Linked DNA regions of Mus musculus: regions 2, 3, 4, 5, 6 and 7 are each linked to region 1. Evidence: chromatin loops called from intact Hi-C (ENCODE). Cell type or tissue: heart. All regions are shown on one strand. Each heading gives the region's core, and the rest is flanking DNA. Links, peaks and the distances in the headings are about the cores only.

What was found. Hi-C counts contacts between places; a loop is a spot of excess contacts. Peaks named below come from ENCODE experiments on the same cell type or tissue, not always from the same donor. Only the 100,000 strongest peaks of a DNase experiment are listed, where the experiment ranks them.
Region 2: it touches region 1 in a loop (8-fold over the local background); 23 of 42 quality-filtered maps call a loop at or near these places.
Region 3: it touches region 1 in a loop (2.5-fold over the local background); 9 of 42 quality-filtered maps call a loop at or near these places.
Region 4: it touches region 1 in a loop (3-fold over the local background); 8 of 42 quality-filtered maps call a loop at or near these places.
Region 5: a loop joins it to region 1, with 9 times the contacts of the local background. A loop is called at or near these places in 15 of 42 quality-filtered maps.
Region 6: a loop joins it to region 1, with 8 times the contacts of the local background. A loop is called at or near these places in 24 of 42 quality-filtered maps.
Region 7: it touches region 1 in a loop (11-fold over the local background); 13 of 42 quality-filtered maps call a loop at or near these places.

The regions. Positions count from the first base shown.
Region 1 is chr9:100,641,555-100,646,191 of GRCm38, forward strand. Stag1 (stromal antigen 1) reads left to right here and starts at 1,894. Exons shown (of 34, transcript NM_009282.4): 1 at 1,894-2,242. In heart, for the core only: CTCF peaks have their summits at 1,335 and 2,017 (motif pointing right); DNase peaks (open chromatin) are centred at 1,867 and 2,777; H3K4me3 peaks cover 3,780 bases; H3K27ac peaks cover 3,267 bases.
Region 2 is chr9:100,915,410-100,919,409 of GRCm38, forward strand. The region is part of intron 22 of Stag1 (stromal antigen 1); the gene reads left to right. Among named protein-coding and RNA genes, the nearest start is that of Pccb, 120 kb to the right of the region's middle. In heart, for the core only: a CTCF peak has its summit at 1,913 (motif pointing left); no DNase peak of the experiment used is centred there.
Region 3 is chr9:100,775,878-100,779,877 of GRCm38, forward strand. Stag1 (stromal antigen 1) reads left to right here. Exons shown (of 34, transcript NM_009282.4): 6 at 879-955. Among named protein-coding and RNA genes, the nearest start is that of Stag1, 130 kb to the left of the region's middle. In heart, for the core only: no CTCF peak of the experiment used is centred there; a DNase peak (open chromatin) is centred at 1,564.
Region 4 is chr9:100,567,728-100,572,364 of GRCm38, forward strand. It overlaps Slc35g2 (solute carrier family 35, member G2), which reads right to left and starts at 3,358. Exons shown (of 2, transcript NM_001101483.1): 1 at 3,221-3,358. In heart, for the core only: a CTCF peak has its summit at 2,483 (motif pointing left); DNase peaks (open chromatin) are centred at 2,444, 3,184 and 3,374; H3K4me3 peaks cover 1,832 bases; H3K27ac peaks cover 1,520 bases.
Region 5 is chr9:101,070,828-101,075,464 of GRCm38, forward strand. Msl2 (MSL complex subunit 2) reads left to right here and starts at 3,935. Exons shown (of 2, transcript NM_001100451.2): 1 at 3,935-4,593. The coding sequence starts at 4,452. It also overlaps the pseudogene Gm46140. In heart, for the core only: no CTCF peak of the experiment used is centred there; DNase peaks (open chromatin) are centred at 2,904, 3,764 and 4,574; H3K4me3 peaks cover 2,743 bases; H3K27ac peaks cover 2,896 bases.
Region 6 is chr9:100,543,416-100,548,052 of GRCm38, forward strand. Nck1 (non-catalytic region of tyrosine kinase adaptor protein 1) reads right to left here and starts at 2,719. Exons shown (of 4, transcript NM_010878.3): 1 at 2,580-2,719. It overlaps Gm46139, which reads left to right. Exons shown (of 2, transcript XM_017313741.1): 2 at 2,042-4,637. The coding sequence ends at 2,689. In heart, for the core only: CTCF peaks have their summits at 2,452 (motif pointing right) and 2,662; DNase peaks (open chromatin) are centred at 2,186 and 2,796; H3K4me3 peaks cover 2,917 bases; H3K27ac peaks cover 2,361 bases.
Region 7 is chr9:100,518,017-100,522,653 of GRCm38, forward strand. All of the region lies in intron 1 of Nck1 (non-catalytic region of tyrosine kinase adaptor protein 1), which reads right to left. Among named protein-coding and RNA genes, the nearest start is that of Gm46139, 20 kb to the right of the region's middle. In heart, for the core only: CTCF peaks have their summits at 2,146 (motif pointing right) and 2,749 (motif pointing right); no DNase peak of the experiment used is centred there.

The DNA.
Region 1 (4,637 bases), core at 264-4,263:
TTGAGCTGGATGGAGCTACCTGAAAAGTAGCTGGAAGTACGGTATCTTCCTTCAGGAACAACTGGGAACCGACAAGTAATTTGGGGACTTTTAAAGAGCAACAACGCAGAAAAGGAGCAGAGAACTCAGGGTTGGACTGTAGGATCTAAAACACAAAAATCAAAACAAAACAAAACCCAGAGCTAGCAACTCAATCAGAAGACTAGGGAACAATGTAGGTACAGATTCAAAGGCAGCTTAAAATGTTTTCAAGGGTGGGTGGGGCCTGGTGAAGGACATGACTGCCCCTGGTCCCCTCATTCTCCTTGGATAAGTCTCATTGTCTCTCTCCAAATCCTTCTGCCTTAGCCTCCCAAGGCTGTGGCTAGAGCACCCACAGTGATTCTCTTCAGACATGTGCCTGGGTAAGGAACATTGTGATAGTACAGCAAGTTGAGGGAGTTAACAGCCTTGATTGTTTTTAAAGATAAATGGAAACTAAAAAAAAAAAACAAAACAAAAAACAAAACAAAACAGAAAGCACCTAGAAGATAAAATACTGAAGCTATTCTAGAAAAAAAAAAGGCAATGGCATTCAGGCAGGGCTGGACTGGGGAGAGAAGGGAATGGGGGATGGTTAAACTAGGTGAGATTTTTTTGAGATCACGACTACAAACATGTTGATAGAATATCAGCTCTTTATCAGAGTCCCACACATTCGATAGATTAAATTACATATGACTATGGCTTGGAGCCCGCACCGTCTTTTAACAAGGCAAGCTAAAAACAGGCTCTGCAGAGAACACAATAGGAAGTCAATCAGAGGCTAGTAAACGAGATACTTTGCTGAAAGGACTGTCACGAATTCATACCAAAGTTCCTCCAGTGATGTGGAACGCACTTTGCAACCTTTGGGATACATTCCAGAGACAATTGAGGTACTAGCTAGCTAGCCAGCCCTCAAGACTATAAACAAGTTTAACGTTTCTAAGGAGATATTGAAAATGCAGCTGCCTCTGCCAATAAAAAAAAATTGAGTCAGCAATGAGGCTGATGACCTACAAGACCAAGAATTCACTTTTGTAGTGCGGAGTTAATAAGCAGGCGGAAGGTTAGGAGAGCCTTGGTCAAGGACAGCTTAGGTAGAGAGCAGCAGGGAAGGAAGGGGTCAAGATCTACGCCTGGCTATTTCCCTTTCGGCTAGGCTCCATTATTCGCACGTCCATTTGAGAACCACAGAAAGCAGTCCTAGGCTGTGGGAGAATCTGATTGCTCGCAGAGTCTATCTTCACCGTGTAGCTTCTCCTTTCTCACTAACTAGCCAATGCTGCCGCCTTATGCAAAGCTTGCACCTCGGCGAGAACCTGCTTTACAGAGGCAGGACGACGCCAATCGGCCTGGAGCGGTCACTGTTTCCTTTTAGCTCCGCGGCAGGCAGGGGGTTCGTCCCAGTGCTCGAAACCTTTTCAACCTCGTTCTGAAAAAGCGCCTCATCAATAATAATAAACCGCGCGTTCAATTCTAGCTTGGAGACTCCCGCTAACCGGGGAGGGAGCAGGGCTCGGGGGCGCGTTGGCACGGCTCACCCCGATAACGGGCGGGTGTGGGCGGCTGGCAGCCTCAGGGCGGGAGCGGAGCGCGGCCCCCGCCGGGGAGGGGCCTCGGCGGAAGAGCCGGGGGCGGACTTCTTCCAGGCTCTTGGAGAAGCTCTAAAAATGGCGGGCGGCAACCCAGCGAGCGGGTCGCGCAGGCGCCGCGGAGTCCGTCCTTCCGCTCGCCTGGGGCGGCCCAGGAGCTGTCCACAGCGCCCTCGTCCAGACGTCTCCGCGGCTCGCCATTGGCCGAGCGGAGCAGGAGCCTCGCAGAGGGGGGCGGTGCAGCCACGCAAAAGGCCACGTTTCCCGCGCCGCTGCTGCGCGTGCGCGCCCCCCGGAGGCGAGCGATGGCGCGCGGCCCCGTCCGAGGGCCCCTGCTCGCGCCTCAGCTCCCTCCCCTTTCCGGGCAGGCCCGTCCTGTCAGCGGAGCAGTGAGCAGCGCGGCCAGCAGAGGGCGGTCGGGACCCGAGTCTGCAGCGGCGCCATTGGCGTGTGGAAAATGCCACCAGATGGCGGGTTAGGATTGCAGCTCCGTTGAAGGCGCGGCCCCCGCTCCCGAACCCCCGGCGACCACCCCGTAACCACCCCCCCACCTCGGGAATAACACACCGGAGACTTTTGGGGGGAAACTAGGTCGACGGCCGACAGCGCCCGGATGGGCAGCTGAGGTGAGCGCGGGCGGCGGCGGCGGCGGCGGGGGGCGGGAAAGGGGGAAATGCGGCGGCGGCGGCGGCAGCGGCGCGGGGGCTGGAAGCGCCGATCCAAGATGGAGGCCGGGCGAGAGCTTGGGAGCGCGAGCGGCGAGCGGCGGGCGGGCGGGCGGGCCGGCGCGGGCCCCGCGCGGGGGAGGGAGGCCGCGCGGGCCTGTGCGCGGCGCGGCGCGGCGGCTGCAGGCGGGCGGCCGAGCGTCCGGGACCCGCTGTGGGCGCGGCGGGCGCTCCGCTTCCCTCCACCCCTCCCCGCGGGCCGCGAAAACGGTGCCCCCGCCCGCCCGGGCTCCGCGGCGGTAGCGCGGAAGCCTTTGTGGCGCGCTCGGGCCCGCCGCCAAGCCCGCCCTCCGCCCCCCCGCCCGGGCTCTCGGGACTCGCCCGCGCCCGGGCCAGCCTAGGCGGGCTGGCGCGAACGCCTTCCGCCGCCCTGCGTTTCTGCGGTGCTTTGGCGGCGGCGGCGTCACATGACAAGGAGCTCGCTTCTGTCGAGGGTCCTGGGGGTCGCTCAGCCCAGACTGCTGTCCCAGGCCCCTGCTTTGCTGGGGTGGGGTAGGGCTGAGGACCTGGGCCGACGGGACGTCGCAGTCCTGGCTTTCCCGCTATCCGCCGTCCGAGCTCCGGGTGAAACGTGTCCAGGCCGGAGCACTGCCCCGCTAGTTTCCCAATCCCCCGGGAGATGAGGCCAATAAAAGTTGTTTTTCCTCTTCCCTGAAGGTGGGGGGCGGGATGAAGAGCTGGGAAACCCGAGTGCTGGGAGCTGGACTTGGAGGGGTCCGAACCGAGTGCTGTTTGTGTGTAGTAGGGACCACAACATTTTCTGGTTTTCGGATTGTCACGTCACCCGCTTCTGTCTACGTTAGGATTGTTACTGATTCTTTCCACATTGCAGACAGTCGTGTCCTGGGAGTGTTAAGCTCTGGGGTGGTTTTGGAGCCCTATAGACCCCAAATAGTGCAGTTTGTGGTAGCGAGTTATTTGCTGTTGAAGTTGGTGTTAACATGAGGGGCATGTTTATTCTCTTCTGGTTGTGCTTAGAGACAGCTATATTTTACATCTAGCAAAAGTAGTGTTTGTGAAAGTACCAAAATCCGCATAAAGTTGTACGATGTGTAACTTAATGGAATTTGTAACTTTACCTTTAGGTTTCCCAGTGGGTTTTTTTTTTTTTTCATATATAGATAGCAAATTCTGATGGTGAAGCTCTTATGGAAATGTACAGAACAGTGGGAGTTCTTGTATGATGGGTGATGGTCTTATAATGTATATAAATCGAGGCTAACAATTAGAAATACTGAAAGAACAAGGAATGATATTTCATTGTTTTTAATTATGGGGAATGTAACACTTTTTTTTTTTACCCGAATAAACTTCTAAGAGAAACCCCACAGGTGTTTTTTTTTTTTTTTTCTTTGCATTTTATAACTGTGCTTTGGAGTTCTGCATATTGTTCTATGCTTGTAATTCTGTTTACTGAGAAGGCAGAGGCAAGGGGAATCATACGTTGAAATTAGCATGGACGTTTTATGAGATACTGCCTTTAAAACAAAACAAATAGAGGTCTAGTATTGTCGTTTCTGAAGAGATTAATACAATCACTGTGTGCTTGTCCCCTCCACAACCAACATGATCTCGTTGTGTAGCCCAGGCTGGCCTTGAAATCACTATGTACACAGTCTAAGGTGGCAGTTCTTTTCTTCAGCTTATGGAGATCTGAGATTATAGGTGGGTGCCAGGCCAGCCAATTACTGAATGGCTCTTTTGTGTTTTGTTTTGTTTTTTTCTTCAGAAAGGATCTTGGTATGTAGTTCAAGATGGCCTTGAATTTATAGCGATTCTTCTGTTTCATACTTTCAAATGCTGGGATTACTGCCACTCTTGGCTTTGAAAGGTTCTTTTAAAAACTCAAGCTGTGTTGCAGGGACGAGTGAGAACCTTGAACTGAACTTTGAGACATCTCCTAGGTTTGAGGTCTTGGTTTTACTTTTTAACTATTTAAATCTTACCTTCCTCATTTCTAAAGTTGAGGTAAGCCAATGGTTCTTTTACACATTGAAAACCTTTTTTAGCTAAAACTTAAAAATTTCTAGTTATAATCTGTTTTCCTTGCTTGATTATAGATGGATAGATATATCTTAATAATCTCAGTGCTATGGGAGACTTATGTGTCTTTGTTAGCTTTTGGCCAAAATCTGTAATTATTATTATATTTATTTATTTTTGACATATGGTCTTAATAGGCAGCAGTTTACAAAATGGCTACTATAGGAATCAGTGTCTCTGACTTCTGTCTCTAATTCCTGTAGATTTTAAGATCTCTTTCAGAAGTTAACCTGATTATGTCAGGCCCACCCAG
Region 2 (4,000 bases), core at 1-4,000, 270 kb after region 1:
CATTTTGGAGATAGAATAATTAAGTCCAACAGTTATCCTTTACATGTTAGTTATTTCAGTAATAATGAAATATTGATAAAGACTATATGTAGTGGCATATTAGTTATTATAGGGTATAAGTGGAGGAGAACAAAATAAGAAAACAACTATGATTAATGATTAGTATGGGGTGATGAAAGCAGGGGAAGAAAACGTGAATAGGAAGTGGAACTTGTATGGGCAAAAGAAGTCAGGGCGATGAAGGAGCTTTGCCTAAAAGTAAATGAAGAAATAAAAATGAGCTGACAGATTATGTGAATCAGACTTGTTTCCAGTGTCTCAGGCTAGTGGTTCTTGTAAACCATATGAGACTATTTTCTTTGGGCAAGGAGAAAGCAAAAAGAAGGGAAGAAAAAAGTAACAACTGTAAGGAAGGATTTAGGGGGAAATGAAATGTAGGGCAAGAAGAGACCAGGACCAAGATGGCCTGCTAAAATGACTGTGCCTATTAAATACAGATGGGATAAATATAGAGCAGAAAGCTGGGTGGAGATTTGGGATATTAAAAACTGCCTAGTTGTTGGCTCTTGTTTAGACTATCGAGTTTCCTCCTACTGCTCGGCTGTCCTCTTCCATGGGTGGTCCCCGCTCTCTCCAATGCCTTGCCTTTGGTTGTTCCTATTACCCTTGCAGTTGTTTCTAAAGGGGGAGTCTCTGATCTGGTCAGACCTGCAAGGCTCCTTCTACACCCCAATGCAGTTCTTGCCTGGAATCTCTGACAATTCTGATGCCACTCTAGTTCCCATTGAGTGTTCAGCTTCTTGAACTTAGATCTGTTGCATCATTCCTTTTCCAGTGTAACCCAGTGGTTTGTTTTTTCTGTCGGGTTCTAGCGTACAAACCCCTTGTACTTGGTCTGATGTACTCTATGACAGCAGAAGTTTTGTTTAATTTTGTTAAAATGTTTAAATTTTATTGCATCTGCTCAGTTGGTTGTCAGTGCTGAATACCTGTGGGGTGCTAAGAAAAGGAGGGTTTTTCCCTGGTCCCACTTTGACTACTGCTGTTCTAGGTGTGGCTCTTCTACCAGATGTTTAAAGTACCCATTGCTTTTCTCATGGCTGCCTTCATTAGCTTATTTTCTGAAGACTGTTATCCACCATCTACAATCTCCCAAGAATATTTTAAGGCTTATTTTCATTTTCTGTGTTTGAATGTTTTGCCTACGTGTATGTATGTGCACTATGTTTCTGAAGGGGCACCAGGTACCTGGAACTGGATTTATATATGATAATGACCCACCATGTGAGTGCTGCGAACCAAACCCAGGTCCTCTGTAAGAGCAGTGCATGCTTTTAACACCTAGCCATTTCTCCATCTCCCCAAGGATATTTTTAATAATTGCATAGTAGTCTATTTTGTAGTTACATAGAATTTATTACCTCCTTGAATATTTCGAATGCTTTTGAAATTGAATAGTTTTGAACTTTTTTTTTTTTTTGGTGCTATGGAATTAATACTACAATGGCCATTCTCATATAAGACCTTGTTCTGTGTTGTTCATTGTTCCATGTATTGTTATGAACCTAGAAGAGGATTGTTGAGTCAACAATTATAATATGCTTACAGAATATAATGTAAGTTTGCTTCTTTACAGAGAAATTTTTCTTGAATTTGATTTTCTTCTGACCTGTCAAGAACACTGTTATTCAGGAGATTCTAAATGATAATTATATTTGAAGTTTAAATCAAGTTATAATTTAATTTGATGATAGACCTTTTGTAGTCAAGTATTTGAACAGATTGTGGCAAAACAGTTTTAGACCTTTTTGTAAAATATAGGTGTGCTTGGGTGTCAGCCTGAGAGTTGAAGCTGTTTGACAAGCTCACAAGTCTTGTTCGGTATTCTTTGCTCCAGTGCCCCCTAGTGATGGTTTCTACAATCAGCTTTCACTGTCTTTGCTGAACAAGAAACATCATTCTTATGTTAGCTCTTTGAACCTGTACAAAAGCGCTAGAAAGCTTCTAAATAAGAGTTGGAACTTAAAGAGTTGCCTTTTTCATCCTGAGGATAAAGAATTTCCATTTTTTTTCCACTTGAGTGGTCTGTGGGGTTTTTTTTTTCTTTCTTTCTCTTTCATCCTTCCTTTATCTATCTATTTAATTATTTATTTATTTATGGATACTTTTTTGGTTTTGGTTTTGGTTTTTGGTTTTTCAAGACAGGGTTTCTCTGTGTAGCTCTGGCTGTCCTGGAACTCACTCTGTAGACCAGGCTGACCTTGAACTCAGAAATCTGCCTGCCTCTGCCTCTGCCTCCGGAGTGCTGGGATTAAAGGCGTGCGCCACCACCGCCCGGCTTATGGATGCCTTTTTAAACTATTTTTATTTATTTATTTTGAAGTAGGTTCTGTGTGGCTGCAGACACCCTAGAATTCATTATGCATGCCAGGCTGGCCTTAAACACACAAAGATCTGGCTGTTTCTGCCTTCCAAACGTACTATGATATGACACCGTCATGTTCTGTTTTCTATAGTCTTACAAATATGCTATCCTACCTCACCCTGCCTGTTTCTCTAGATAACTTTGTAGTCCAATCTTTACTACTGGACTCTGGCCCTAATCCCAATTCTTTAAGTCAAAGCCAACATTACTTATATTACTATAAATTGAATTATTAACGAGGTACTTGATTTAAAATGTGTTTTTTCTTTACATTTATGACTATAGTATCTCCTCTTCATCTTCCACCTTAATATTTAAACAGACCAAAGAAAAGAGGGGTAGGGCAAAGTCTGCTAGAGTGGCCATGTCTTTTCAACCTTGTACTTCTTTCCACAAATTACATCCCTCGGAATAAGTTAAATGTTTTGTTTTTTTTTTTTTTAAGAAGGCAGGCTCTTTATTTTCTTGTTGTTGTTGTTCCCCCTGTTCCTTCTTTGTAGCTATGAAGAAGAAATAGCTTACTTGAATTCTTGCACAGAATTCCTATAGTAACAAGAATAACTAGCATCTCTCCACCTTCAGTTACTCTGACGCAAGAGAAATGGGGCAAGGATTAAGAGATAAAAAACTATCCCTAAAGGAACAAAGTTTCACTATAAACAATTTATTTTACTTTTAGAATCTTTATTTCAATCTTTTTGCTTTTGAAAATTCTGACTTTATAATCTATCCTATTAGTTGAAAGTTTACCTTTGGTCATTCCTTGACTACCAGAGTTTAATATTCATGTTCTTTCCATGTCCAGTCACAAATAATTATATGATTAGTCTAGAAAAGAGAGGCAAGAAAGATCCAAGTCTTATATCCATTGATACTTTGCTTCAATTCCAGCACTTAGCCTTCAGAAAAGCTAAGTTCAAGGCCAACCTAGGCTATATAGCAGTGAAACCCTTTCCCAAAATAAAAAAATTAAACAGGGAAGGAAAAGGAAAGTAACCTGGATATAACTGTTCATAACAAATTCTGAGCTTAAAGTTTTTATACAATTCCAATATCTTCAAATTATCTGATAACCAGAAATAAACATTTTCAATATAGAAAAGTAAAACCTCGTGGTTCATGGTTTTGGCATTTTATTAAGATCATATACTTTGGGGTTGCAGGGGTCGGGAGGCAGAGTGTACTGTGTCTGCAACCCTAATCCTGGACCTCTAGTTCTTGCTTTCTGGTAGAGTGTCTCCCATGAAGGGTAATTTAAGAGTTCCTCTGCTTCATTAGTCTATCAACTGATGGGATGCTGTTTAACCCTCTAACTTACTGAAATATTATTTCCTGAACTAAGTAAGAATAAGTGAAGAGTGAAAAGAGCTATCCTAAGTAATTGTTACAGTGTAAAAGGGAATTTTTTTATGAGCTTGTCAATGACCAAAGACTATTTTAGGAATATTTACGGACTGGGGAGATAGTTCAGCCACTAAAGTAGTATGTTTCTTGTGCCATCAAAAACACAAGTTCAGATCCCCTGTAACCACCTAAAAGACTGAGTATGGAAGAACGTGTCTGTACTTAGTGCTG
Region 3 (4,000 bases), core at 1-4,000, 130 kb after region 1:
CTTGAACTTGTCATCTCTTAGCTTGCTTCCTAAATGCTAGGATTATAGGCATGTACTACTGTACCTAGTTGATGCAGTGCTAGAGCTCAAACTGAGGGTTCTTCATGCATACTAAAGAAGAATTTTATCACTATTCCCTTTGCCTAAATTACTTTTCTTTTTTCTTGAGAGGAAGGGAGTTGGATGTCATACTGGGGAATGTACCATGGCCATATGTATGCTGTGCTAAGTAAATGTTCTATCCTTGGTCAGTGTAACCCAGCCTAAATTATGTTGATTTTTTTCAAAGTACACATTTTTCAAAATTAACAAAAAATTGCATGTCAGTACATTAATAAATTATATAACCATGTTTGGATAAAATTAAGCCATCAAGAAGTACAAAAGAACTAGCAAAGTAAAAAGTTAACTTTTTCTTTCATCACTAAAGAACTTAAAAACTTGGCTTTTAGAAAAACATTTCAATGAAAGGTGTTATCTTTCTAAATAAAACATTCCTTTAAAGTAGATGGTATAAAAATGAATTTGAGGGGGTAGAAAATGGCTTAGTGGTTAATAACATTGGCTGCTCTTCCAGAATTTCTGTGTTTGGCTTCCAGTGTCCACGTGGTAGTGTATAATAATCTATAATTCTTGTCCAAAGGTATCCAATACTTGTTTTGGTATCTGCAGGCACCATGTACACATATGATGCCAGAAACATACATATATACAAAACACCCATATACATAAAATAATTCTTTTTAAAAAGTATCAATGGAGAAATTTGAGATGAACAGGAAACCTAACTAGTTTTACATAACTTTTAAACAGTGATATGGTTAGGTTTAATGCTTAGTATATGGTAAAGACTAACTGTAAAATCTGTTTTTCCACAGGTACGGTCAGAATAGAGATGTTTCGAAATATGCAGAACGCAGAAATAATCAGAAAAATGACTGAAGAATTTGATGAGGTATATATAACATCCCAATACCTGTACTAATTGATTCCATATCTTTTAAATCATAATTAAATATGTTCATTGTTTCAGATATTTAGTTCATAATGGCATGAGTTAAAGTTGGCATAATGCATTAATCCTGGCAATCTCCAATTCTTTATTTGTTTCCAACGTTGAAATACTACTTTCATTAAATGCCTTAGGGGAAAAATGATTTGGAGGTTGGATAATTTGAGCAGTGTTGTTTATAGACCTATCTTACAGATTATTAAAACACGTTTTCTAAGTTTGTTAGTATTTCTAATGAAGAAAATTTTGCTTAACTGTATTTAATCAAGAATTTACCAAAGCTAGGTGGTACAGCCTCTCTGTACTTTGTAGACTCCCACACACTTGTGTGTATGGTTCTTGTCTTAGTGTGTCTATTCTTGCACAAAACCTTATGACGAAGAAGCAAGTTGGGGAGGAAAGGGTTTATTCATCTTCCACTTCCACACTGCTGTTCATCACCAAAGGAAGTCAGGACTGGAACTCAAGCAGGTCAGGAAGCAGAAGCTGAGAAAGAGGCCATGCAGGGATGTTACTCACTGGCTTGCTTCCCCTGACTTGCTTTCTTTTAGAACCGGGGAATACCAGCCCAGGAATAGCATCACCCACAATGGGCCCACCCACCCTTGATCACTAATTGAGAAAACATCTTACAGCTGGGTTTCATGGAGACATTTCCTCAAGAGAGGCTCCTTTCTCTGTGATAACTCCAGCTTGTGTCAAGTTGACACACAAAACCAGCCAGTACAGTTCTACTGGGAACATAACTGCTTGAAAGCTCCAATTTCCATTTAGAATACAAGTTTCTATTGTTATTCTTCAGAAAGTAATCAAAAATCCTAGTCCCAAATGCAATATTATAAGATTCAGGAACACAGTTAATTTTTATATTGTATTTATGATAAATTTAATTCATGCAATGCTATTAAATCCACCACTATTTCTTTTAATATTGTTTTGATTTACAGAAGAATTTTGTTTTCAGAAGAAATTTTTTAAAGCATTAACAGGATTGCCTTTTCTAGGTTTTTTATGATTAATTGTATTTTTATTATCATTTTCCATTTGAATACAGTAATACAAATATGTCAGATATTTAGAACTTAATTGATGTTCATCAGGTATTCACATTTTTCTTGCTCTTCACACCAAAAGTCCATGTTCTCAATTACAGAAACATCTGGCACCATCTTTTAGGTTGATTAGTCATATTACATAGGAATTAGTTGAGTTGTTATTCAGGCATTTCTATATCTTCAGTTTCTTAAAAACTGGTTTCAACGTAGATGACATTGTTTATACTTTATTTTTTTCCATTTGGTATGAATATCTGTATTTTTTTTTTATGTGAAACACGGCATTGTTCACATTTCTAAGACTAATTTCTGATTAAATCATGAAGAGGAAAGTTATATTTTATATGATAGTTGTGTAGTTCCTATACAATTATCTAATGACCTGATCACTTTAGTTTTGTGTTGAATCAGTTTATCAAGACAACAACTCTTTGGCCAAACAACTTGTGGCCACAGAGCAAGACAGGAGAGGGCACTTCTATATTCCCTTTGAGTGTACTCACAGTGATGACCCAAGAACTCCATGAAGCTTCCACTTAATAAGCCAGTTTGGAGGCAAACTACCTATAGTTTAGTGACTTGGATTTCAAGGACCGTCTCAATTTCTTTTGGGTTTGTGATGCAATATAAGGACTTTGTGCTAATTTAATTTAAAAGCTAAAAAACTTCACAATTTTGAAAACATTTCACTAGATTAAATTTTGTTACATTAAGAATTATATCTACTTTATTCAAGAATTTAAATGTGGCTAAAGAAGATAAAACCATATTAATATGCTAGCTGATAGATTTATTCCTCAGCTTCTAGACTGCCTTGACAATGTCATACTTTTATAACACAGTTGATTGAAATCAAAGGTTTGTTTCAATTTTTAGTATAGTAACATATATTTTAATCCAATCTGTGAATTTATGAATGGAGCTGCCATACTTTGCAGTCATTAGTATCACCTAATTATTAAAAATTATTAATGCTGAGGTATCACTCAGATATTTTAGACCAGTAGTTTTCAACATGCAGGCTGTGACCCATTTGGAGTTTGCATATGAAATATTTACATCATGATATATAACTAGAAAAATTGCAGTTTTTAAAGGAGCAAATAAATAGTCTTATGGTTGGGGGTCAACACAACTTTAGAAACTGCATTAAATTGTTTCAACATTGAGAAGGTTGAGAATCACTGCTCTAGACATTTTGATTGACATGAAAAGTTTATAATGTGTGTGTAAAATACCCCAGTCATATTCCTGATAATGCTAATATGTAATGAAATTTGACAGCTACTGGTGTAAGAGAAGAACAATAAATTAGAAAGCTGTTATTAATACTATACAGATACAAGTATAAAATAAAAGGAATTCAAAGATAAATGAAATTATTTATTACAAAAGGAATCATTAGACAACTAGTGCATAGCTAAAAAGAGATTCTCTGACCCACTGGTCATTTTAAGCTTTTAATCTTTAAATTATGTTGGCTTTTATCTTGTGTTTGATTTTACTGATGCCTTATCATGGAATCCAGTTGTTAGCCTCAGTGATTTGCCTTTCTAGTGCCCAAGATCTGGGATTACAAGCGTGTATTACCATCCCCAACTGTTTGCATTTGTGTTTCAGGGGGGAAATCAGGTCTACATGCTTGATGGGCATGCGTTCTATCAGCTGAGCTATTTTCTTAATTACTGGATTTAATTTGCACATAAATCAGTATGCTTTGGATTATAGTGTCCAGTGTGGCCTAAGGTTCAAAAATTGGATTTCCTACATAAATTGTTTTGACCATACATAAAATGTGACCATCTCTTATATGTTGCAGTCTGAGACATTCTTAAACATAAAATTTGCTGTTTATGGGTGTCTTGACACAGATCTTTAGTTTCAGCTCTTGGAAAGTAAAGATAGGCTGATTTTCATGAATTCATGGCCATTC
Region 4 (4,637 bases), core at 365-4,364, 74 kb before region 1:
AAAGTGAGTTCGAGGACAGCCTGGGCTATACAGAGAAACCCTGTCTCAATAAATAAATAAATAAATAAATAAATAAATAAATAAATAAATAAATAAATAAATAAATGAAAATAGTATATACTTAAGATGGGTGTGGTGACACATTTTTAATCCCAGCACTAAGGAGGCAGAGGCAGGAGAATATCTGAGCTCAAGGCCACCCTAGTCCACAGTGTGAGTTCCAGCATGGCCAAAGTTACTTAGAGAAACACTATCAGAAAACAAAACAAAACAAAAAAGATTGTAATTAAACAAGTGTGTGTTTGTGCAAAGAGGTTATATTCACACGGAGCAATTTAAGTGTCCATCATTACATGAATAGCTTTTTAAAATGGAGCATCTATAAATACAAAGAAACAACATTCAGCCTTTAAGAAGAAAGCAATTCTGTCCTATGAAAAATACAAACGAGATACTATGCTGAGTAAAGAAACCAACCACAAACACTGTGTGGTCCCACTTATGTGGAGTACATGAGATGGGCAAAGTCATAGACAAGATGGGAACAGATGTTACCAGGGGCTGGGGAGCAAGGAGAATTAGGGAGTTACTAGTCTATCTGCATTGACGTTTCAGTCACATGAATAAACGCAGAAATTGCTGTACATTGTGCCTCTAGTCAGTCCTAATGCATTATCATCCGTCTAATCTAATGCATTTAAATCTTTGAGAAAATAGATGTTTACCATATCTTTTTTCCCTTAGAGTTCTTTATTTATTTTTATTTTATATGTAAAGATGTTTGCCCGTATAGATGTATGTGCACCTGGTCCATACCAGGTGCCCTCTGAGGACAGAAGAGAGCATAGATCCCCTGCAATCGAACCTACAGGGACTTGTAAGCTGCAATCTAGCGACTGAGAATCAAATATAGGTCCTCTGCAAGAAGGGCAAGCACTCTTATCTGCCAACATCTCTAGCTGTGTTCTTAAGATACTTAGGCCAGGCATTAGGCCCGCCATGGTAGTGCATGCTTGCAATCTCACCTTCTGGGTGATGAGGGTAAGAGGATCAGGAATTCAAGGTCATCTTTGTCTACATACCAATTTTTAGGCCAACTGGGGAAGTCTAAAAGAATCTGTCTAAAAGAAAAAACATAGAGCATTTGCTGGGCTTGGTAGCACATATCCATAATCCCATGCAATCCCAACACTTTGAAGGCTATGGCAGGACAACTTTGCATTTGAGGCCAGTGTGGGAATCAGTGAGACTCTGTCCCAAAACTGTGAACAAACATAAAAGCTGTCCGCAGAACTGTCTTTAACAGGGTTCTCAGCCTTCCTAATGCTGAGGTGACCCTAAGCCATAAAGTTATTTCATTGCTATTTCATAACTGTAACTTTGCTACTGGTCATGAATCTTAATGTAAATATCTGATATGCAGGATATCTGATGTGTGACTACCCCAAAGGAGTTGCAACCCACAGGTTGAGAACCACTAGTCTATTCTAACAAAATGTTGAAGATAAGTGTTCAATAATTACAAGATTACCAAAAACAGAACAGACAGAAGAATGGTCCATCTAAAAGTACATGTGTGCTCACACAAAAGAATTTTTGTATTTCTTGATTACCTAAATTTCTTTAAATAAGCATGCTTTCTTTTGTCTTTCAGTCGATTGATTGTTTGATTGATTGATTGATTGATTGATTGTGTCAGTGAGAAGCCCACATAAGGTCTCTTGAACGCTGAGTGGATGCTCTACCACAGAGCTACACTCCCAGTCCCTCTAATACAGCATTCTCTGGAACGTTGGAACAGATGATTATGAAAATTAATTGTGCTGTAGAGTCCAGAAACTCAAGAGGAGTCAAAAAATAAATAAAAAAAGATAAGTCACAAAAGGTTCTGGGAAATGTGTGGCTTGTGGTACATGATAGCTTTGAAAAGAGATGAGCATTATGTTTGTAGGTATATACTCATACATATATCCTTCACATGCATGCACATACATTAGGGCCGGTGTGCTTGCTCACAGTGTGTACTTTTAGGAAATCAAGCAAGCTGGGTTTTATCTCTTCTTCCAAGTTGAACCACATTTCCCTGCAGTGTTTCCCTCAGGAGACCACGCTCAACCCATCTGTGAAGAGTTTCAGTGTCTAGCCGGCTCCGGCCTGGCCGCTTGCTTTGGCCATGAGTTATTTTTTGGCAAAGGTGCAAAATAGGAAAATATGGCTGGCATAGGCCCAGGAAGTCGTAGACCTGGGCACGAGGAGCTTCAGCACCACGGACACAGTCAACTCTGCTCAAAGCCATTTCCCGAAAAGAGCCCGCAGACTTGGCCCACTCCGCGCCTGCCCCCTCACCCTCCCGGCCTGGTGTGAGACTGTCTAGGAGCTCCTCAATCCTCGGGACGGGAAGTTGCTCCTGCTCCTACCAGAGCCTGGTGACAGCCTGGGTAGTGACGTGGATCTGCGCAGCGCCCCCAGCTGCCCCAGGAAGAGTGAGTGTTCTTCCTGCCAGTTCCCGCGACCCGTCTTCCCCCATGAGCTAAACGGTCACACACTGCGTAAAATTCTAAACCTAGAACCAATTCCGTCAAGAAAATCCGCATTTTGTTCTACGTGGATAGATGAGATGAAACTGACTTGCCAGAGCCTCCACCTCCACACTCTGGTCCTTCCTCCCTATCGAGTCAAGAAACAGGAAAATCTCAACCCATCTAATCTGGAGTTCAAGACTCAAAAGACACAAGACAGGAAAGTGATGGCAAATCCAAAATCTTTGTCAGACTCCTAAAACCACCCAGTAATTTTTCGAAAGTTGCATTCGCAATCACTCCTATGACGCCACAAGCACTCGCCGAGCTTGTGTGGGCTCCGGGGCCAAAGAAGGGACAAGCCCTGACCTTCATCATGCGACTGGGGTTGGGCCCACACAAGCAACTGTGTCAGGCCCGAGGATGGTGCTGACTATCACCCCGCTGTTCCTGTTCTCCAGGACAGCAACGGGGAGAAGTGGGCACTGGATGGCTTTTCTGGCGTCCTGCAGAGACGCGCGCTCCACCGAGGTCTATCAAGTAGGCGGGGCGCTTGACGGGAGCCTACCTTACCCCAAACGAGGCGCCCTACGGGTCACTTGCCACCGACGTGGGGCTCGGTGCGCTCCCTCTTCCCGACGGGGCCAGACGGCTGAGTCCCGCACCGCCCGCTGCTGCCCACCCGCCACCGGCTCAGTTACCTGGAAGTCGCGGCTAGGCCGGTGCGCCGGGGGCACTAGCGGACTCCCGCGCTCCTGGTCTGGCCTCCCTAGCCAGCTGAGGCCGCCGCGCGCTCGGCGGGGACCACTGCAGCCTGGACTGCCAGGGGCGGCCAGCAAGGAGAGGGGCGCCAGACGCGGGCACTGCGCCTGCGCTCTCCGCTGCCCCAACCCCCCACCGCAGGCGCTGCGGGAGTGGAAGACGGCAGGAGACCACCAGGATGTTTGCTTAGACCTGGGGACTGGCCCTCCCCGAGAGGCGTGAGCGTCCCAGGCAATGGAAGCTGCCAACGCCCTGGGGCGGAGAGTGGGGGCAGGCGGGGTTGGGGGGGGTGGGGGGGGCTCTTAGAAGCAATCGACTGCCAGCCAGGGTGACTAGGTCCTCTGGGAAGAGATGAGGAAGCATTCTCCATTCATTTCTATCTGGTTGTAAGAACTAAAAATTATTTCTTGATATTTGAAGTGGTGACAGTATCGATAAACCTTGGGACAGAATAATCTTGGGATATCCCTGAGTCCTGACCGTTTTACCCAGGTTTTGCAAGATGGGAGAAGTCTTGACAATGCAAATGTTTGTATACCCCAATCCCCAAAGCTAAATGAACACACTCTTAAAAACAAACCAAGTCACCAAGGCAATGAGAGTCCAGGAGACAGGCTGGAAGACCATGACTGTAGATTAGGTAAGAAACAATCAGGCCTGAATTATGGTGCTAACTATGGAAAGACAAGTGTCTTCTGCCAGATTTTTCATAGTCTGTTTAGATCCCTTTCTGTCCTGCTCTGACTCAGGACTCACCTTGATGGATGAAGCCAAGTGTCTTCTAGCTTTTGGATAGTGTGGGCAAGTGAGAGACACATGGGAAACAGAGTTACTGTTATCCACGTCTTCATCTCAAAGTCAGAACCCAAATCCTCTGGTAGAGTTTTGTGTTTGCACACCTGACCACTAGCTGTCCTCCTCCTTCAATCCTGGATGGCTCCCAGAGGGTTCTTTTACATATCACATACATATACAAACACAAACATACACACACATATACACATACTCACACGCACACACACAAACACACATATACACACATACTCACAAGCACATACACAAACACACACCTTAATGGATGAAGTCAACTGTCTTCTAGCTTATGGATGGTGTGAGTATATGAGACACACGGGAAACACATACACACATATGTACACATATACACACATATGCATACAAATACAAACACACACATACACACATTTACATACAAATACACACACATACATACATACATATGCACACACATACCATACCAGCTTTTGTTGTGCAAACCTTGTTCCTTAATTTGAAACTATTGGTTGAATAAAGATGCCTATAGCCTGTAGCTGGGCAGAAGAGAGGTTGGCAGGGCTT
Region 5 (4,637 bases), core at 638-4,637, 430 kb after region 1:
AGTGTCGGGTCCTTCCCGGCTTCACGGGATTGATTCCTGACGACCTTGCTAGGGATGGCGTAGCTCACGAAATAATGCAGCTTGATGTAGGGTTTGGGAAGTACATAGGCATCGAAGACATTTGCTTCAGATAGGTCTCTGACAGCAGTGTCTTCTACAATGTTCCGAATGACAAACTTCTTAATGGCCTTATCCTTGGGCACGCAGTTCGTGCAGCAAATTGGCTGCACATGCCACGGCCCTTTTTGGCACAACCATTGTTTCTTCTTTCTTTTTCTTTTTTTTTTTTTTTTTGGTCATCTTGGAGCCAAGACTCGAAAGAGGGGCTTTTCCATCTTTATAAGCTATGAATATTGCCAGTTGACCTTAAGAAATATTGTATCAATTTATAACCCCATTAGCAGGACTATTAGAATGCTGACCCTGGAGTCTCTGCATGCCTGTAATACCAATATTCAGAGCCTGAGGAGGACCCAGGATTTGAGGTCAGCCCGGGTTACCAAATTAGACCCAGTCATCAAAAAAAGTCAACATACCTTAGGTTGCCAGATAAAATGCAGAATGCTGTTGAATCTCAATTTCAGATAAACAGTGAATACTAAACAGCCTGCACTGAAGATTGTCGGAGAAGATGAAAATCTACTTGGATGCCAAGAGGAAGCCAAGGAGACAGTGTGTCTAAATTAATGTGGTCTCCTGGAACAGAAAGAGGGTCTTAGAAGAAATTTAAATGTGAATGTCGATGTGAATATGAATCAGAAACACCTTTCTGGGCTCATGTTTTGAATACTTGTTTCCCAGATGGTCTGCCCATTTTGGGGGTCATTAAGGAACTGAGACCTAGCTGGTAGAAGCAGGGCATTCAATGTAAATTTTTGGATGTTAGACTCCGTCCCTTGTTCCTGAAGCCCTGTTTCCTGGCTTATGTGGTATGAACAGCCTGCATGTGGGGACCCCGTCTCCCCCACTAAGATGAACTGAAACCCTCTGAAACCATGAGTGAAATAAATCTTGTTTCTTTTTGGAACTGTGGTCACAGCTGTGTGAAAGTAACTCAGGCAAAAATATGGGTTTTAGTTATTGCTATCATAGTGATTCATTAAATGTGAGAAATATACCACATAGATAGATATATGATGCTAATTATAGTGTAGAATATACAACCTTCTCTGAAATAATGTTGTAAATCACAAACTACTTATTGTAAAATAGAGCATTTATTCAGATAACTGGCAGTTTTACACCCAGGCTGTATACATTGGCTGTCAAGTAATCACTTGCAAGACATTAACCGGATTTCCCCCTAAAATGGCTAATATATAAAAAGATCTTAGGTGGGCACTCTTTTTTTTTTTTTTTCCGAGACAGGGTTTCTCTGTATAGCCTGTCCTGGAACTCACTCTGTAGACCAGGCTGGCCTCAAACTCAGAAATCTGCCTGCTTCGGCCTCCCAAGTGCTGGGATTAAAGGTGTGTGCCACCACGCCCGGCTAGGTGGGCACTCTTAATGGGCTTGACCTTTATGTGATTTTCCCCCTAAATATTTAGGTTAAGCAATTCATTTTCTATAAACAATCCATTTGATTCCTGTTCAAGCGAGGCTCAAGCAGGCTAATAAAAGAAAGGGGTACAGTTCAAGTTGATGTGCTCGTTAGTGCCATAATCTATTACCAGTTGCAACCAATTCAGAAGCTGAAAAAAGAATGGATTTAACTCTGACTCACACAGACCATCAATAGAATTAATCTTAAATTGGGGTGTGCAACTCCCAAAGATTTTAAAAATCTAGTTACAGGGGGAAAAAAATGCCTGCAAGTAGTCTGTTTCCCAGGGTGACGACTCATCTATGCTGCCTGCCTGGATGTAAGCAGTCCTGGGCTTTTATCCTTCAAGTTTCTCCTTTGGAGGAGAGCAACCTGCGTGCAGTGGAAGAAGACCTAAGAGGAACCTGGAATAAAAATAGATCTGTATAACGGTTTTGTTTGGAAGTGACCTTAGAAAATAGCTATCATAAAGAGAAAATGGCAGATGGAGCCTTTAAAATGAGCTAATTTTAGAATACATATCGTTTCCCACGTGTGACTACTAAATACATCCTCCACAGCTTACTCTGCTGATATATAAAATTAAGAAGTTGGATTCTTACTGGTACTGTATGTTAGGCTTTACTAAAAGAAAAACAAAAAAACAGAATCTGTCTTCAAGTCGTAAGATTGTTTGTGTTTCCTTGATAACTTATGGGCCAGTCCCTAAAATTAGCATTTTGGTATACCATAAGCACACATATGTAAAAGGTTTGCACACCTCATAAGCTTCACTTTGTGAACGTGTACAGCGTTAGTATGTGCAAAAAATATCATGTCGGAAGAGCAGTTTCTATTTGTGCTACCCAAAAACGGGTTTGTATTTTGAGAGGGGAGAATCACGCTGTTAGGCTTTATTTATATCCAAGTGTCCTCAGCCTTCTGCAAAAAAGGCAAAAGCTTTGTGTGTGCGTGTGTGTGTTTTAATGCAGAACAACGAAGGACTCAGACACTTTCGGACTCTACAGAACCAGAGCATACATCGCGGGCTGTGTCCACGCACAAGGGCAGGCTCGCTGGGGACCTAGAGGAGTGGCTTTCAAACTTGTGGGCCAGCGCCTAGTCCACGGCCCGCCACGCGCTAGGTTCCGGGAGGAGGCCGGCGAGGCCGGGGCTGGGCTGCCATCCTCCCACTGGGGTCAACTCCGGTCCCCGAACACCCTCCCCCCACCTCCGCCCCACGGCGCGACGCGGGCAGCCCACGCGAGGGGAGACCGTGCCCGCTACCCCAATTCACCACAACCCACACGCCTGGGAGACCGGATTGGAGAGCACGTGGGGGAGGGGCGGAGAGCGCGTCCGGCTCGAAACCGAGCATGCTCCGTGCACGGAACCGTAAGTGGCGAGCCAGACATGCGCAGTGAGCTCGGGGTGTGCTGGCGGCGGGGCAGGGCGGGGCTGGCGTGAGCGGGCTAATGTGTTTATCCGGTTTTCTGGGTGGGCGGTCAAAGCGCACGCGTAAGGGCGAAAGGCGGTAGGGTCGGGGTGGGTGTGTTGGGGGGGTTTGTGCATGCGCAGTGAAGCCGGCAGCGCGGGGAGGGTGTGGAGGGGGCTTTTAGAGGAGAAGCAGGGGAAAAGGGAAGCGGAGGGAGAGGAAGGGCGGGGGGTGGGGGTGGGGAGGGGGGGTGAGAGCGCGCTGTGCGCATGCGTACAAGGGCTAGCGACGACGGCGGCGGGGGAGGCTCGGGGATGACAGTGTCTTTGCCCGTTGGGGTAACGGTCGTCGTTACCGGCCGGGCCTGAGGCGCCGCACCATCTACTGCGGCCGGAGTAGCCCCGGCCCAACGGAGCTAGAGCGGCGCGAGAAGAAGCGTGAGGGCGGCCAGGCGCGAGGGAGGGGCCTGCAGCGGGCCTGGTCGTGCGCGCTGGGTGGCGGCGGCGGCGGCCTGGCGGGGTGAGCTCGCTTAAACCGCGGCTGGGCAGGCAGGCGGCGGCGGCGGCGGCGGCGGCGGCGGCGCAGCACCGTGGCAGTCGCGCTTGGAGGAGTCGTCCGTGCCGTGCCGAAAAGATGGCCGGGCTGTGAGGGGGCGGCGCTTGCGCTGGTGACCCCAAGTGTGCGGCTGAGAAGCGGAGGGGCGCCGCCGTCGCCGCCTGCCTGCCTGCCTGCCTGCCTGCCTGCCGGGCCTGCTCCCCGCCCCCTCCCGCCGCCGGGCCCCGCGCGCACTTCCTCCCGGGCCTCCCTTTCGGGCGGGGGCCTCCCTCCCGCCCGCCTGCCGCGCCAGGCGCAGCGTGGGCCCCGCGTCCGGCATGGCGAGAACGGCAGCGGCGCGCTCCCGCCGCAGTAGCAGCAGCAGCAGTAGCAGCCACAGCAGCAACAGCAACCTCCGCCGCCGCGGCTGCTGGCACTAGACCCGGGAATCCGACGCCTGCGCCGTAGTCCCCACCGTCCCGCTGCCTCCGCGACGTCGCTGCGATGGAGTAAGGGCCCCGCCGTCGGAAGAGAAACGTGTGGACCGCTTGGACCCCACCGGGCCCGCTCCCGTGCGCGCCAGCTCCACCCGGAGGTGCCTCCGCGGCCGGACATGCTGCTCGAGCGCAGGCCGCCCGCCGAGCCGCGGGGCTAGAGCGAACCCGGAGCCCGTCCGGAGCACCCAGCCGCGGCCGTGTCGGACGAACTCGATCGCTGATTTCGCTTGTCTCTCTTTGGTCTGCAAGTCTCAGGGACAGAGGAGGGGCGCCGAGGCCCCCATGTGTGGGAGGATTGCTTCAGCTTCACAAACTTGCACGGATTTTGGTTGCTGCTTTGGCCAGGGGTTCTGCTCAGATTTCTTCCGAATTGTTTTAAATTCGCCATTGTTCCCTGGCTGCTTACAAACTTGGATCCGGAATTTCTTTTCAACCGGGAGCCATTGGTGTCGAAGTGTCTGCAATGAACCCGGTGAATGCTACTGCTCTCTACATTTCCGCGAGCCGCCTAGTGCTCAACTACGACCCCGGAGACCCCAAGGCGTTTACAGAGATTAACAGGCTCTTGCCTTACTTCCGACAGTCCCTCTCGTGCTGTGTTTGCGGTGAGACGCTTCTTTATTGTTCCCCTTTCCCTGCTTGTTTTCTA
Region 6 (4,637 bases), core at 351-4,350, 98 kb before region 1:
AATTTCTAGGGACTGGAAAGATGTCTCCAGTTAAATTCAAGTATGGTTCTTGCAAAAGATCCAAGGCTGATTCCCTACAACAGGAGGCTTGTGACCCCCTGTAAGTATCTGACACTTTCTCCTGGCCTCCCTTTTCAGGCACCTGCCTCTTGTGCACATATCATGCCCTCAACATACATACAAGCACACACTTTTTAAAAATGTTTAACAATATGTAAAACAATGTAACTCTGGATGGGTGTCAAGATGCCTCTGTAGTTAAAGGTACCTACAGCCAAGCCTAAAAACCTGAGTTCACTTCATGGGACCTCTGTGGGGGACAGAGAACTGACCCCTCACAAGCTGTCCTGACTCTGGGTGTAGAAAATATAATAACCAATCACTTTTTTAAAAAATAGAACTTTAGACTGATGATACACCTCAAAGGTTTATGAGAAGCCATTGGTCTCACCCCAAAACTGAGGGAAGGCAAAAGAGACAGGAGAGGGAAAGAGAAGAGAGGGCGGGGAAGGGAGGAAGGAAATTAAGGAAGAAGGAAAGCTTAGCGAACTTTTCCTTTGCAAAGTTAGTAGTTTGCAGAGAATGTTTCTGTATTAGGACAGATGGCTCAGTGGTTAAGAGCTCTTGCAGAGGATCTCTGTTCTGTCCCCAGAGTCCACAGCACATGTCGTACAAAACACTACAAAACACATAAAATAAAAATAAACCCTTAAAAGACTGGAATCTAGAGGAAAGATATTACTAGTGTCTAAACAGTGAAAAATATGTTCAAAGTATTATTTTAAGATCAGCACAGGCAGAACACATTTGAGATCCTCCAGGCAGAAAATCCAGTTAGAGTTACTGAGTAGTTCAGAAACTGAAAAACAATATATAAGAATACAAAGGTAAGATTTTTTTTTTAAAGAAAACAACTACAAAAAAACAGTACAATGTTAAGGTTTATGTCTGGGTTCCTGAAAGCATGCTACTAATGTATCGCTAATGAAAGACAGCTTGGAGGCGTGGGGCATCAGTTGTGAAGGGAAGACTTTGAAGTTCTATTTCCTTGATAGGTTAAAGTGAGAATCAGGCAGGCCTGTCAAATTGTCGTCAAACTGTTGGATTTGTTAAATGCTCAGTTCACGTTTCCTCCAATTTTACTTAACAGTGAAATAATCATTTGATTTTCTGGCATTGAAAGCATCCATTCTTCCACATTGCCAGAGTTAATTCATTTTTTTTCAAGTTCTCCTGAGAAGGAATTTATTTACAATAATAATCACAACAAGCCTTGAACTCTAGAACGAAGTTCTCAAATTAGAAAATCAGCAGCATAAACTATCACTCAATGTTTAATAAGGCAATACATTAACGTGTCGACTTATTAATACACGGATCTGTTGGGCTTGGAAACCTAAACAATTTAAAATGCTTGCTGGGGAGGCAAATCTTTTCAAACATAATGCTCATACATACAGCGGAGACATCAACACAATGTACGCTTTAGTTACTCTAGCCAATTCCTACAGAAGTTTTCCCAGAGAAAGCACCACATGTGGCCACGATGAAAAAAAAGTACTAATCAACCAACGCATACGCTTTGACTTAACTATCACGATGTGAAGAGAATATCTATTTAAAAACAAGACTGAAAATGATCAATCAAAACTTTCTCCTTGGACTATTTCTCTGTTCATGTTGTGACGTCGCTAAAGGCTGAAAGCACACAATTGATTTCCAGGTGCTTAAGAAACCGTTAAGGCTGATTGATCATCATCAAGCTACCAAAGCTTTTGAAAATGGAACGCTTCTTGCAAAACTTGACCCGTTTTTTTGGCCGAACCCTGGATTCTCACTGCTCCCCACCCAAGATGGGGTCAGGAAGTTTTCTTCATCTCGTTCTTTCCTAACTCCTGTGAATTCTTTCCTAACTAAGGGCAGTATTTTTCTTCGGGTGACTTCAGCTCGGCTCGACGTTAACCGGTCATGTTACGGTCCTCAACCCTGAACAAAAAACCAGCTTCCTTCCAACCCAGCTGTTAACACTGAACCGACCTAGCACGGAAACCCGTACGACAACAGTACGAAACCAACCCAGAGGACTGCTTTTCCTGGACCAACCCCACCTCAACAGCCCCCGGACACCCACATCTCTCCTGCTCCGGAACGGGAGGGGGAGGGGAGGGCGCGCCCCGAGGATGTCCCCCCTCTCGGCTTCCTCAGGCTGGCGGCTGGAGGTGAGAGCGCCCTTCCTGCCAGCCTACCGTCCCGGCCTCGGACACCGACACAGACCGCCGACAGGGCTTTCTGCGGAGAACCGCCGAGGCAGCGCGCCGCACACTTGCCTGCCCGCCTCCCCGACCGGCGCTCGCAGCTCAGGCCAGAGGCCGCGGGGTCACCGGGCTGCACCGCGGACACCCGAGCTCCGCCGAGCGGCCTCCCCGCCCCCTCCGCTCCGCTCCGCCGCCAGCAGACGGCGCCCCCGGGCCAACTTCGCCGGGGAAAGAGGAAGCGACTAGAGACTAGCAGGCAGAGCGGACCGACCGGGAGACCGAAAGGACTGTGCGTGTGTCCGCACGCGAGCGAGGCCGTCTCACCTTCCCTCCGCCGAGCCCTCGGCTCCAGTCACCTGAGGACCGCACCGGGACGCCACCGCGGCTGCCCGGATGCCGTTACCGCACGAGGCCTGTGCTGCGCCGCCGCGTAGCTCTCGGAGAGGGGCGGGGCGCGCGCAACCGGTGGGCGGACCGTTGCGGGCAGGAAACCCGCTCCACGCCCAATCTAATAGGCTCCATCGCCTCCTGCGCCCGCCCCTGACGCTTCAGCGGAATGCGCCGCTCCGGGATTGGGCGAGCGGGCTTGTCAATCAAGCGCGGGCCCTGAGTGGTCCCTGAGCTGAGACTGCGCGGCCTTTGGACAGAAGGTGAGGAGCGCCGGGCCCCACCGCCCTGTTCTCCCCTAGCCTCCTCGGTGGCTGCTTACTTTCCGCCTCTCCCACTGCTACTAAAACCTGTCATTCATTTTAAATCGCTCATTAATGTCGAACAGCGGTCCCGAGTTCAACCCAGACTACTCTGGTGCCTGCATCTGAAAGGGCCGACCAGCTGCAGATCTTAGGGACAGGGAGCGACAAAGAAAATGAAGCCTCGGGGGAAAAATGTAAGATGTTTGTTAATGAAAACCACAACCAAAATAAGCTTTGCGAGCAACTTCCGAGTGCCCTGGCGCGTGGGTAGCCTTCATTCCCGGCTTCCAGTCCTGTGAAAAGGACAGTTACTTCTGCCCTAGGGGTGAGTATGGCAGTGGCACAGTCCCAGCCACCTGCCAAGGAAGGCATCAATAAATCGGCTCTCCTTCCTAACTTGCCTTACAGCGACTCATAACCTGCCTCACTATTTCCCAATCACCTTTGTTGCTTAGTGTGGGTGTGGCACCTAAAAGAAACATTCTAGGTTAGGTAATTTTATGGAAACACGAGTTTTTGCCTCCAGCGTAGCTGCACCCATATACCTAGATTGCAAAGTCTATTAAAAGAACTGTTTCACCCACGCCCACCTCGTGCCTAGCACATCATCCTCAACAATCGAGGAATTAATACAGCTTCCTTTCATCTTTTAAAAATTCATTTTTATTCTTTGTGTGTTCGAGTGTTTGGTGTACTTGTGTTATACTTGTGTATAATTTTGCTGCCCATGGAGGTCAAATGAGGGTATAGGATCTTCTGGAACTGGAGTTACAGATGGTTTTGAACCACCCTGTGGGTGCTGGGAATCAAACTCAGGCCCCTTGGAAGACCAGCGCTCTTAATCACTGAATCTCAGCCCCTTCCTTTAGCTATACTACAAGCCCTACCTGTAAATCCTAAAAAGTTGTTTTCTGCTTTTAACTTAATTGCATGTTAATAAATACATGGGTGGCCTGCCCTAGGTAAAATACAAGTTACCTGTAGCCCCTTTTAATCCTGAGTTTAGTTGAGAAAAGTAGAACATAAAACTGGGGAAAGGATACTCTGCCTATTGTTAGTATCAAAAGTAAGTAATGCAAATTATATATTTAAAAACATACATACCGAAGAGAAGGGGGTGATGCATGCAGAAGCAGGTGGATCGAGGCCAGCCTGGTCTACAGATTGAGTGTGAGTTCCAGGACAGCCAGGGCTACCCAGAGAAACCCTGTCTCAAAAAACAAAAAGACAAATATATATATATATATATATATATGCAGAGACAGGTTCAAGTTCTGCAAGTTCAAGGCCACCCTGGTTTATGTAGCAAATCCTAGGACAGTCAAGGCTACATAGAGAGATGCTATCTCAAAAGCAAAAACATACAGGCAGCTGACCCCCATTAACTCCAAAGGAGGATATTTGGGGTAATAAAGGAAATAAGAATCCTCCATATCTTAAGACCTTTCCCAGTAAGCTATTGACAGCTTATATAGTTAGAATGACCTAGTTTAGTGTCCCTATCATACAGTAATGTTTAGGAGGAAGAAAATCCTACCTATCTGCTATCAAGAAGTTATCACAGACTTGATATTGAAGTGTAAACATTAGTGGGCCCTACTAAATAAACTTAACTTCTGGATTTAGTATAGTTATGCTGTTATAGGAAAGAGTCTACCTTGTATGGAAGGTGCTAAAATAGGCACTGCAG
Region 7 (4,637 bases), core at 338-4,337, 120 kb before region 1:
AATTCCAACTCAATTCTTCAACGAATTAGAAAGAGCAATCTGCAAATTCATCTGGAATAACAAAAAACCTAGGATAGCAAAAACTCTTCTCAAGGATAAAAGTACCTCTGGTGGAATCACCATGCCTGACCTAAAGCTTTACTACAGAGCAATTGTTATAAAAACTGCATGGTACTGGTATAGTGGCAGACAAGTAGACCAATGGAATAGAATTGAAGACCCAGAAATGAACCCACACACCTATGGTCACTTGATCTTTGACAAGGGAGCTAAAACCATCCATTGGAAGAAAGACAGCATTTTCAACAATTGGTGCTGGCACAACTGGTTGTTATCATGTAGAAGAATGCGAATCGATCCATACTTATCTCCTTGTACTAAGGTCAAATCTAAGTGGATCAAGGAACTTCACATAAAACCAGAGACACTGAAACTTATAGAGGAGAAAGTGGAGAAAAGTCTCGAAGATATAGGCACAGGGAAAAAATTCCTGAATAGAACAGCAATGGCTTGAGAAATGGGACCTCATGAAACTGCAAAGCTTCTGCAAGGCAAAAGACACCGTCAATACGACAAAAAGACCACCAACAGATTGGGAAAGGATCTTTACCTATCTTAAATCAGATAGGGGACTAATATCCAATATATATAAAGAACTCAAGAGGGTGGACTCCAGAAAATCAAATAACCCCATTAAAAAATGGGGCTCAGAACTGAACAAAGAATTCTCACCTGAGGAATACCGAAAGGCTGAGAAACACCTGAAAAAATGTTCAACATCCTTAATCATCAGAGAAATGCAAATCAAAACAACCCTGAGATTCCATCTCACACCAGTCAGAATGGCTAAGATCAAAAATTCAGGTGACAGCAGATGCTGGCGAGGATGTGGAGAAAGAGGAACACTACTCCATTGTTGGTGGGATTGCAAGCTTGTACAACCACTCTGGAAATCAGTCTGGCGGTTCCTCAGAAAATTGGACATAGTACTACCGGAGGATCCTGCAATACCTCTCCTGGGCATATATCCAGAAGATGTCCCAACCGGTAAGAAGGTCACATGCTCCACTATGTTCATAGCAGCCTTATTTATAATAGCCAGAAGCTGGAAAGAACCCAGATGTCCCTCAAAAGAGGAATGGATACAAAAAATGTGGTACATTTACACAATGGAGTACTACTCAGCTATTAAAAAGAATGAATTTACGAAATTCCTAGCCAAATGGTTGGACCTGGAGGGCATCATCCTGAGTGAGGTAACCCAATCACAAAAGAACTCAAATGAAATGTACTCACTGATAAGTGGATATTAACCCAGAAACTTAGTATAGCGAGATATAAGGTGCAATATGCAAAACATATGAAACTGAAGAAGAACGAGAGACCAAAGTGTGGACACTTTGCTCATTCTTAGAATTGGAAACAATCACCCATGGAAGGAGTTACAGAGACAAAGTTTGGAGCTGAGACAAAAGGATGGTCCATCTAGAGACTGCCATATCCAGGGATCCATCCCATAATTAGCCTCCAAACGATGACACCATTGCATACACTAGCAAGCCTTTGTTGCAAGGACGGTGATATAGCTGTCCCTTGTGAGACTAGGCCGGGGCCTAGCAAACACAGAAGTGGATGCTCACAGTCAACTATTGGATGGATCACACGGCCCCCAATGGAGGAGCTAGAGAAAGTATCCAAGGAGCTAAAGAGATCTGCAACCCTATCGGTGGAACAACATTATGAACTAACCAGTACCCCAGAGCTCTTGACTCTAGCTGCATATGTATCAAAAGATGACCTAGTTGGCCATCACTGGAAAGAGAGGCCCATTGGTCAGGCAAACTTTATATGCCCCAGTACAGGGGAACGCCAGGGCCAAAAAATGGGAATGGGTGGGGAGAGGGTGGGGGACTTTTGGGATAGCATTGGAAATGTAATTGAAGAAAATACGTAATAAAAAAAAAAAAAAAGAAAGAAAGAACTACCTTCAAAAAAAAAAAAAAAGATATGCTTTCCCCCACAACGGTAATTCATTGGTTTACATAAAAAAGGACTCTAAACAAATTCTCTTAAATGTTCTGACAGAACTAAACTTATTTTTAAAAAAGGATTTATTTATTTTATGTGAGTACACTGTTGCTGTCTTCAAACACACCACAAGAGGGCATCGGATCCCATTACAGATGGTTGTGAGCCACCATGTGGTTGCCAGGAATTGAACTCAGACTGGAAGGGCAGTGTTCTTAACCTCTGAACCATCTCTCCAGCACTCTCAATATTAACTTGTAACTATGGCCTATTATTTGTTGTTTTGTTCTGAGGCAGGGTTTCTCTATTATGTAGTTCTTGCTTCGCTGACCAGGTTTGCCTTGAATTTCCAGAGTGCTTTCTGTCTCTGTCTCCCAAGTGCTGGGATTAAAGGCATGCACACCTGGCTACACCCTCTGTTCAACACCCTTTTGCTTAAACTTAGCCTAAGTTTTCTAAACCTCATCTATCAAATTTAGCTAAAATTTGCTTTTTTTTTTAAACACATACTACTGTCCATATCACATCCCCACACAACATGAGTTAAGATTATCTACAGGAACATGCCTATCTCACTAAGAGGGATCAAAGCACAGGATGACTGGCAAGAGGGAAGTAAAGTCAAAATTGAACTGAACTCTCAGCACTCCCAAGAGAAAACAAAAACTAGGAAAATTCACGTGAAAGGAGTTCTTAAACATTCACCTATACTTCCACCAGGTGGCGCTATTAGCTGTGTCCCAATGTTGGTGCCTTCCTGTGTTCTGCTACTGGAATTCCTTTCCAGGACATCAGCATGCTCCTTTTTAATTACATGCTTCCAAGTGTCCTTAACTGAATCTATGTACAAACACAGCAATAAACAGCTAACTAGATAATACAGTGCTCTAAGAGGGATCTGGGATGAGGGGGTGGGGAGATGATAGGGCCAATTCTCATAGAAATGGAATAGTAGTGGAGAGGGAGAGAGCTCTAAACATAGTTTGCCTCCTGCAGACATGAGGACCTGAGTTCAAACCACAGAACCCATGTAAAAAGAAAAAGCAGAAATGGAAATGGTGGTGTACTTGTAATCCCAGCTCTGGGAAGGCAGAGACAAAGGCAGATCTCCAGGGTCAGCCAGCCTAGTGCAATTAGTGCATTCCAGATTGGTAAAAGGTGCTGTCATAAACTCCTCAGGACAGCTTCTGAGGAGCACACACACAAACACACTCACTCACAAATTTACTTACCTTGGAACTCAACAACAGGTTAAATAAACATTTTAAAGCAAAAGCAACCACATAGCTTTATCTGTCTGTACCTCAGATAATGAATGGTCTGAAGCATAGAGGGCCTGGATTGCCTCAATGAAAACCCCCAGTCCTTGCCTGTGTTTCTTTTCCCGTTTAACACTGGACTGCTACAAGCACTTTGAGGAGAGATTTTCTTTTAATTAGACCCCTATTCTTTCCAATATAATTATGCCTGTCTCTTTGACTGGCTTGTATTTTAATACTTAGTTACACCAAAAAGGGCTTTACTGTATGTAAATCAACTAAGTATGGAACCAAACAGCTACCAAGATGACTTAAAACACAGAATCAGTCTCCCACATACATAATCTTATATTGTTATTCAATACTCACTAAATTTTATATACCTTCCAACTGTTCATACTTTTTGTGACAGCCATCAAATTTGGAGACAACTAAATATTCATAGTAAAAGAGAAACTAGCATCCTACTATTATAAAATTGCCTTGTCTTTATAGATCCCTTAGTCAACTACAAATCTAAATCAATGAGTACACCAGACCAAAATATCTATACTTCACCTATTTCTATAAATTAATTAAGAACACCTAATATTAAGTTTGTCAAGACAGTCACTTGTGATCTCAAATGCCCTTAACCCCAGTACTCAAAAGAGACACAGGCAGATCTCTGAATTCAAGACCAACCTGGTCTATATAGAAAGTCCCAGGACAGCCAGGGCTACTCAATGAGACCCTGTCTCAAAGAAAGGCTATCAAACCATCTAACCAGGAAACGCTGAGGAAGGAGAATGTTTGCCATTGGCATAGGTCATGAGCAATGGGACCCTTTTTTGGCAAGTTAGATGTTCCTGTCTGAAAACAACTAGTGGCGGAGGAAGGGGGGGGGGGACATCTACAGGGAAATCTACCATGCTAGTTACACATACAGTCTGCTGTGCTTTAACTCATCACTTGACAATTTCCTGTTTCTGATAAGAATCAGCTAAGTAACAGTACCCAAGTAACTAAGTCAGGAAGTTTAGATGGGTTACAATCTCTCAGTGAACTATGAAAGGAGAAAAATCAACAATAACTTTGATATGCTACAGCAGGCATAAAGAGAAGGAAATTTACAAGATTACTGTAATCAACATTTTAAGCCACAACATCATATAGTTTATATTGCTAAATATTCTAACTAATGAAACACTCTACTACTTACAAAACAAAAATTAGAAGCACATCAGAAATAGAGGATTAAATCAAGTTGTTTTGTTGAGTTTGGTTTGGTTTTATTTTCTTATTGTTTGGTCAGTTGTAATCACATGTAGCCCAGGCTGGCCTTAAAACTCACTATATAGGTGAGGATGA